Regions from separate parts of the Homo sapiens genome. Here region 1 is linked to region 2. The links are chromatin loops, found by intact Hi-C in ENCODE. Cell type or tissue: ascending aorta. All regions are shown on one strand. Each heading gives the region's core, and the rest is flanking DNA. Links, peaks and the distances in the headings are about the cores only.

Region 1 (2,924 bases), core at 132-2,631, 400 kb before region 2:
CTGAGGTTAAAAGGAGGGAACCACTGGAAGTCCTGAGCAAAGGGGGTTTGGGGTAGAAGAAAAGAGTAGGATGAGGGGTATGAGGGTCCTTAACCAACTTTAGGGAGTTGACCAACTGAGTGAACTGAAAGTCAACAACTGTGATATTGCAACAGTATGAGAAATGTGTGCCCAAGGCAGTGACTAGGGTTCAGACACCACCCTGGACTCCCAAGTCATTCCTACCTTATATTTTTGTAATTCTTTCCAGATATTTGTCAAACTAAGATTTAGGCCATGTAGGACAAGGATTGATCTGTTCCCTGTCATCCTCAATGGGAACACAGTTCTGGAGGCTCCACATACATTCAGTTTACCGACTCTACAAGCACATGTTAAGCATCAAGTATCTGAATAGGGCTCTGAAAGCCACAGATAGCACAATTCTTTCTATCAAGGAGCTCACAGTGTGGCTGAGGAGGCAACAGGCTATCTGACAAGGAGAGTGCCAAGCCCTTCTCAGGATGTGGGATAGGTCTCAGGGATAGCCCCTGTCTTAAAGAGTATACCTATGAGTTAAAATACATAATCATGAAAGAGAAAACTGAGATGAAGGAGTGTTAGACTTGAAGTAAGAGTTTTGGAAAAAAATTCTAGGAGAAATAGTTGAAGAGCTGAGTTTTGAAAACGAGTAGTTATTATTGTTACATTGAATTTAATTATCTTTCTGAAAAAAAGTTTTCTTTAAATTTATATTTTTTTCTTCTCACAGCTTTTATAGTGTCGTGCTTTGAATCCAGTAAGTGCATAAGGAATTGGGGAAGGACGTTTGGGGAAGGGGCTGGAGTAGTTTTAAAGGTTAAGACTTCCAGAAGGGACATGTAAGCATACATATATAAGCATTTATTTCTTTCAAATATGACTTCTTGGGCAATTAATGGAATAACACTTTAATTAAAGTCCTTTTATGATAACATAGAGCAGTGGAGCATGGCTAGGAAAAATGAAGAATCATACTCTTTCCTATCTTGATTCTTCAATGGATTCTTGAAAAAGTGTAAGAAGAGGTAAACTCATTATTTGATAGTTTAGAAACCTAGCCAACTCTGCAGGCATTTATCAAGACATTTCAATTGTTTGGTTTTATGAAAGTCTTTGTTTCCATCATTATTGCAAAGAATAAACTTTTATTTGTTCACTGAAGAGTTTCTAAAGCGTTGGAATTTTAGCAGCAGGAAATTCATTTCTCAACTTGCACTTATCGCCTAAGAGGCATCAAATTGCTCATGAATTAATAGGCTAAAAGGCCTTATTGTTTCCTGGTGGGACTCTTTCACAGCGCTGGAGAAAACTGAATACCAAGTGTTGCTCATCATGTGTCTTGGGATATGTTACTGAGGGTCTGAGATTTACATAGAATTTATAGGAAGCAATGAAACCGAGTTAAGTAGAGAGGAATCTAGATCCTAGAACAATGCTGTGGAGTCAGAAGGCTGTGCCAACAGAACCTTTAGCTACTACTTCTTTCGCACATGCACTGAGTCAGAAAATGCTGTTTCATGGGCTGTAGCTACTTGTCAGGCCACTGACTCAACAAACTGAAATATTAGCCAAGTAAAATGTTGCGCAATTCCAGCTGCTCATTCATAGCACAATCTGTAGCCTCAGATTTGCCAGTCTTAGTCGACTAAGAGGAGCCGACATGAGGCAAAAGGAGAAACAGTCTGACCTTAGCTATAAAGGACAACAGGATGCCAGCACACTAGGGTCATGAGTGCTCTTTTCCTCTTTCATTGAATTGGCGGGCCCATGACTAATTTATGCAAATATGACATGGAAAATAATTTCTTGAAGAGAGCTGCTTTGTGCCAAATTCTCCCTGCTTTTCTTTTGGTCTGGTCTATGGATGATATTAGCTTATTTTAGGGTCAGGCTTCCAATTTTCCTGCAAGACAGGGCCAAGAAATGTTTATTTCACAAAGAGGCCAAGGTCTCAGATGCAAGACTACAACTGAGTGAGGCCCCAGAGGAGGATGACAATAGAAGATGGTTTCACTGGCATTCCATTCCTTTCTCCTCCCCACACCCAATCTCAGAGTGGCCATGGTTCACTGAAGGAATAGTAATTGTCATTTAAACCTGGGAACAGTGGTGCTTGGTACTTGAGGGGTGACTCATTTAAATTTATTCACGTTCCCACTGGAAAAACTCTCTTCTCTCAACTAACAGGATATGAATACCAATTCCCTAAGGTCATTAAGATACTAGAAGGAACTTTCATTATAATAAAATAAAGTATCTAGAAAAATTATTCTGCAATAGGAGAATGATAGTCCCTTGGTTCTATAGGAGCCCATTGTTGGTCAACAAGCGTTTCCAGGCATCGCTTACAGTCCCTCTGAATTCTACCTGCGATGCGGTCTAAACATACTGCTCCTCCACCTGCACTGTCTTGAACTGGGTGGCTCCATTTTTTTCCCTAGATTTCATTCATTTTCTTTTTCTCCATCTAGTTAGCTCTGTTGGCAGAGAATGTTTGTCCTAGAGTTTGTTCTCATTGGACTGCTTGGTGAAGGTGGTTCTTTTAACACAAGCTGTGGCTCTAGAAATGAAGCATTAAAGATCGAGTATTTATTCCTCATGGGCTAGACATCCTTTTCCATGTGTTGAACTGCTATAGCATTCTGTATTCAAGTAGGAATTCCCAGTAATTAGCTCTGGGTCCACTTTTATTGCTCCCAATCCATGTCTACTGGAAACACTGAGTTCTGAGCAATGACTAATGTCTGCATGCCCTGGTGAATGAATGATCATAAGTGAAGGTGGAGAGAAATAGCACTTCACAGGTGGAAGGGACCTAAAAAATAAATCTGCCCCATCTCTCTCAATTTCCTGATGAACAAAGAGATATTCAGAGAAGTTACTCATTCACAGTTGCTTGTTGG
Region 2 (2,924 bases), core at 168-2,667:
TTGCCTACACAATAACAGAATACCCAGATATGGAATTACAAATTCACTTTTCTCTGATATTTTGCTGATTCTCATCATACAAATTCCATAACTTTATATATTTTTAAAATGTTATTAATATATGGTCATGTGTCACATGAAGATCAGAACGCATTCTGCAAAATCTGGCATTAGGCTGTTTCCTCCTTGTGTGAACATCTTAGAGTCCACTTATGCAAACCCAGATGGTGTAGCCTACTCCACACCTATGCTATATGCTCTATTCTATTCTCCCAGGCTACAAGGCTGTACATCATGTTGCTGTACTGAATACTTAGGCAATTGTAACACAACAGTATTTGTGTATCTAAACACACAAAGGATACAGTAAATATATATATTAATAGTACTGTAATCCTATGTCCTCACCATTGTGTATTCCAACTGTAGTTGTCCAAAATGTCATTATGTAGTGCATGACTGTATATCTGTGAAGACAGGAAGATCCTCAGACTCATTTTATTTAACATTTTGTTAGCTAGTTAAGAAAACCGTAAATATTTAGACAGAGAATCATGGGCTTCTCTGAACTCTCTCTCAAGACCCCACAATTGTTAGATATGGCCTCATGAAGCATTGAAGAGTGCATATGGAGGAAAATTATGAAAAATTATCCTAGAACAGATGACTGAAAAGATGAATTTTGGAAAAAATCTAGGTTATTATAACATATTTTAATTTGTACTAATTTTGACACCCCCTCAGAGGAATTTTTATGTTTTTGAAACAAGAATTATTTCTGTTTTTATCTACACACAGAGTTCATTTTATAAGTGCTTGGAACCCAACAGAGCTTAATGAATTGAATAGGATGTTCTTGGGAAAGAGAGTATAGATAATACGCTTCAATAGTTAAGACATCAGGTGAGAAAGCCATTAATTTTAGTTAAAATTACCATTTTAATTAGTCATTTTATGATAACATAGACAATGGAAGATGATTAAGAAAAATGAAGAATCAGCATTTCTTGATTCTTCAATAGACACTTGAAAAACTACAACACAAGGAAAACCCACTGTTTGATGGTCTAAGATCCTATCCCACTATGCTGACATTTGTCAAAACACTTAAATTGTTTGGTTTAAAGAAACTCCTTTTTATCCCTGCTACTAATACAAAGAATATACTTGTGTTTGTTCATTGAAGAGTTTCTAAGTATTAGAATTTCAGCAACAGGAAATTCATTTCTCAACTTGTATTCTTCACACAAAAGGCATCAAATTGCTCATGAGTTAATAGGTTGACAGCTATTGTCATTTCCTGGTGGGAAACTTTCATAGTTAGAGGAAAAGAAGGCTGAACACCAGATGCTGTTCATCATGTATTTTGGGATATGTTCTTGAAGGTCTGAGATTTACACTGAATTTATAAAGCAATGCCATTGAGTCAAGTAGAGAAGAATCTAGATTATAGAACAAGGCTGTGAAGTCAGATGGTTGTGCCAACAGTGTCTGCTGTGCAGAACCTTTAGCTCCCACTTCTCTCTCACATGCACTGAGTCAGAAAATGCTATTTTGTAGGCTGTAGCTACTTGTCAGGTTTATGACTCAACAAACTGAAATATTAGCCAAATGAAATATTGTTGTGCAATTCAGGGTGCTCACTCATAGCACATACAGTGTTGAATATAATCATCTATAGCTTCAAATGTGCTGGTCATGAGTCCACTAAGAAATGCAGAAAAGAAGCAAGAGGAGAAACAGTCTGACCTTAGCTGCAAAGGGCACCAGGATGCCAGCATGCTAGAGTCATGCTGGTTTCCCCCTTCATGGAAGTGACAGGCCCATGACAAATTTACGCAAATATGACATGGAAAATAATTTCTTGAAGAAAACTTCTTTTGCCATATGTTTCCTGGTTTTCTTCTGGTTTGGCCTGTGAATGGTATCAGTTTATTTTCGAGTCTAGTATCCAATATTCCTGGAAGCTAGGGCTGAGGAATGTTCATTTCACAGGATGGCCAAGGTCTGATATGCAAGGCTGGGATTGAGTGAGGCCCCAGGGCAGGCTGAGAACAGGAAGCGGTTTCACTGACATTCCATTCCTTTCTCTCCCTGACCACTCCCATCTCAGAGTGGCCAAGGATCACTGAAGAAATAGTAATTGTCATCTAAACCTCATAACAGGGGTGTCTGGCACTTGAGAGTTGACCCACTTCAATTTATTCAAGCTCCCACTCAAAAAAACTCTCCTTGACTTACAGGATATGAATACCAATTCCCTAAAGCAAAGCATAGTGAGAATTTCAGTAAAAGAAAAGAAACGAAAACCCCAGAAAAAGTATTCAGTAATTGAAGAGTCACCATCCCGAGGGTCCTATAGGAGCTCACCCTTGGTCGGTGAGAACTACTCAGTCAGCCTCACTTACCTCATTGCTCTGGCCAGCTCATACAGGCTTACAAGAGCAGGTTATTAAATGGTCAGGAATTTTGATAGCCAGTTATTCATTGTTGGAAGCATAAATTTGACCACAGTGGGAGTGTTTATGGAAATCAGCAAATGCTACAAATCTGATTTTTTTTTAAATTTGAAAGCTGTTTTACCAACACACCGCGGCTTATAGCTCTGCATAAACATAATCTGTATCAACTTTATCCTCTTTTTCCTCCCCTTACTATAGCCTCTGTCCTCTGCCCTCATTATCCTCTGCTGGGATCTCTTGAATATTTTTTCCCCTTTAGCTGGTTTTCTCTTTCACTCATTGATTTGTCCTGGGTTTCATCATCTAGGCAACTCTCACGCACAGAAAATTCTTGGGAGTTGTTCTCACTAGACTGATAGCAATACCACTTTTATTTATTATTATTATTATTATTATTATTTTGAAACAAGCAAAGGCTCTAGGAATGAAATACTAGAAGATGAAGGATTTTTTTCTTCTGGA

The links. Peaks named below come from ENCODE experiments on the same cell type or tissue, not always from the same donor. Only the 100,000 strongest peaks of a DNase experiment are listed, where the experiment ranks them.
Region 1: a loop joins it to region 2, with 2.2 times the contacts of the local background. A loop is called at or near these places in 4 of 110 quality-filtered maps.

The regions. Positions count from the first base shown.
Region 1 is chr4:73,703,145-73,706,068 of GRCh38, forward strand. All of the region lies in intron 2 of INKILN (inflammatory MKL1 (MRTFA) interacting lncRNA), which reads right to left. Among named protein-coding and RNA genes, the nearest start is that of UMLILO, 5.7 kb to the right of the region's middle. In ascending aorta, for the core only: no CTCF peak of the experiment used is centred there; a DNase peak (open chromatin) is centred at 1,597; H3K27ac peaks cover 1,315 bases.
Region 2 is chr4:74,107,655-74,110,578 of GRCh38, forward strand. No RefSeq gene overlaps it. Among named protein-coding and RNA genes, the nearest start is that of CXCL2, 9.9 kb to the left of the region's middle. RefSeq lists an enhancer at 1,858-2,152. In ascending aorta, for the core only: no CTCF peak of the experiment used is centred there; DNase peaks (open chromatin) are centred at 1,510 and 2,057; H3K27ac peaks cover 2,313 bases.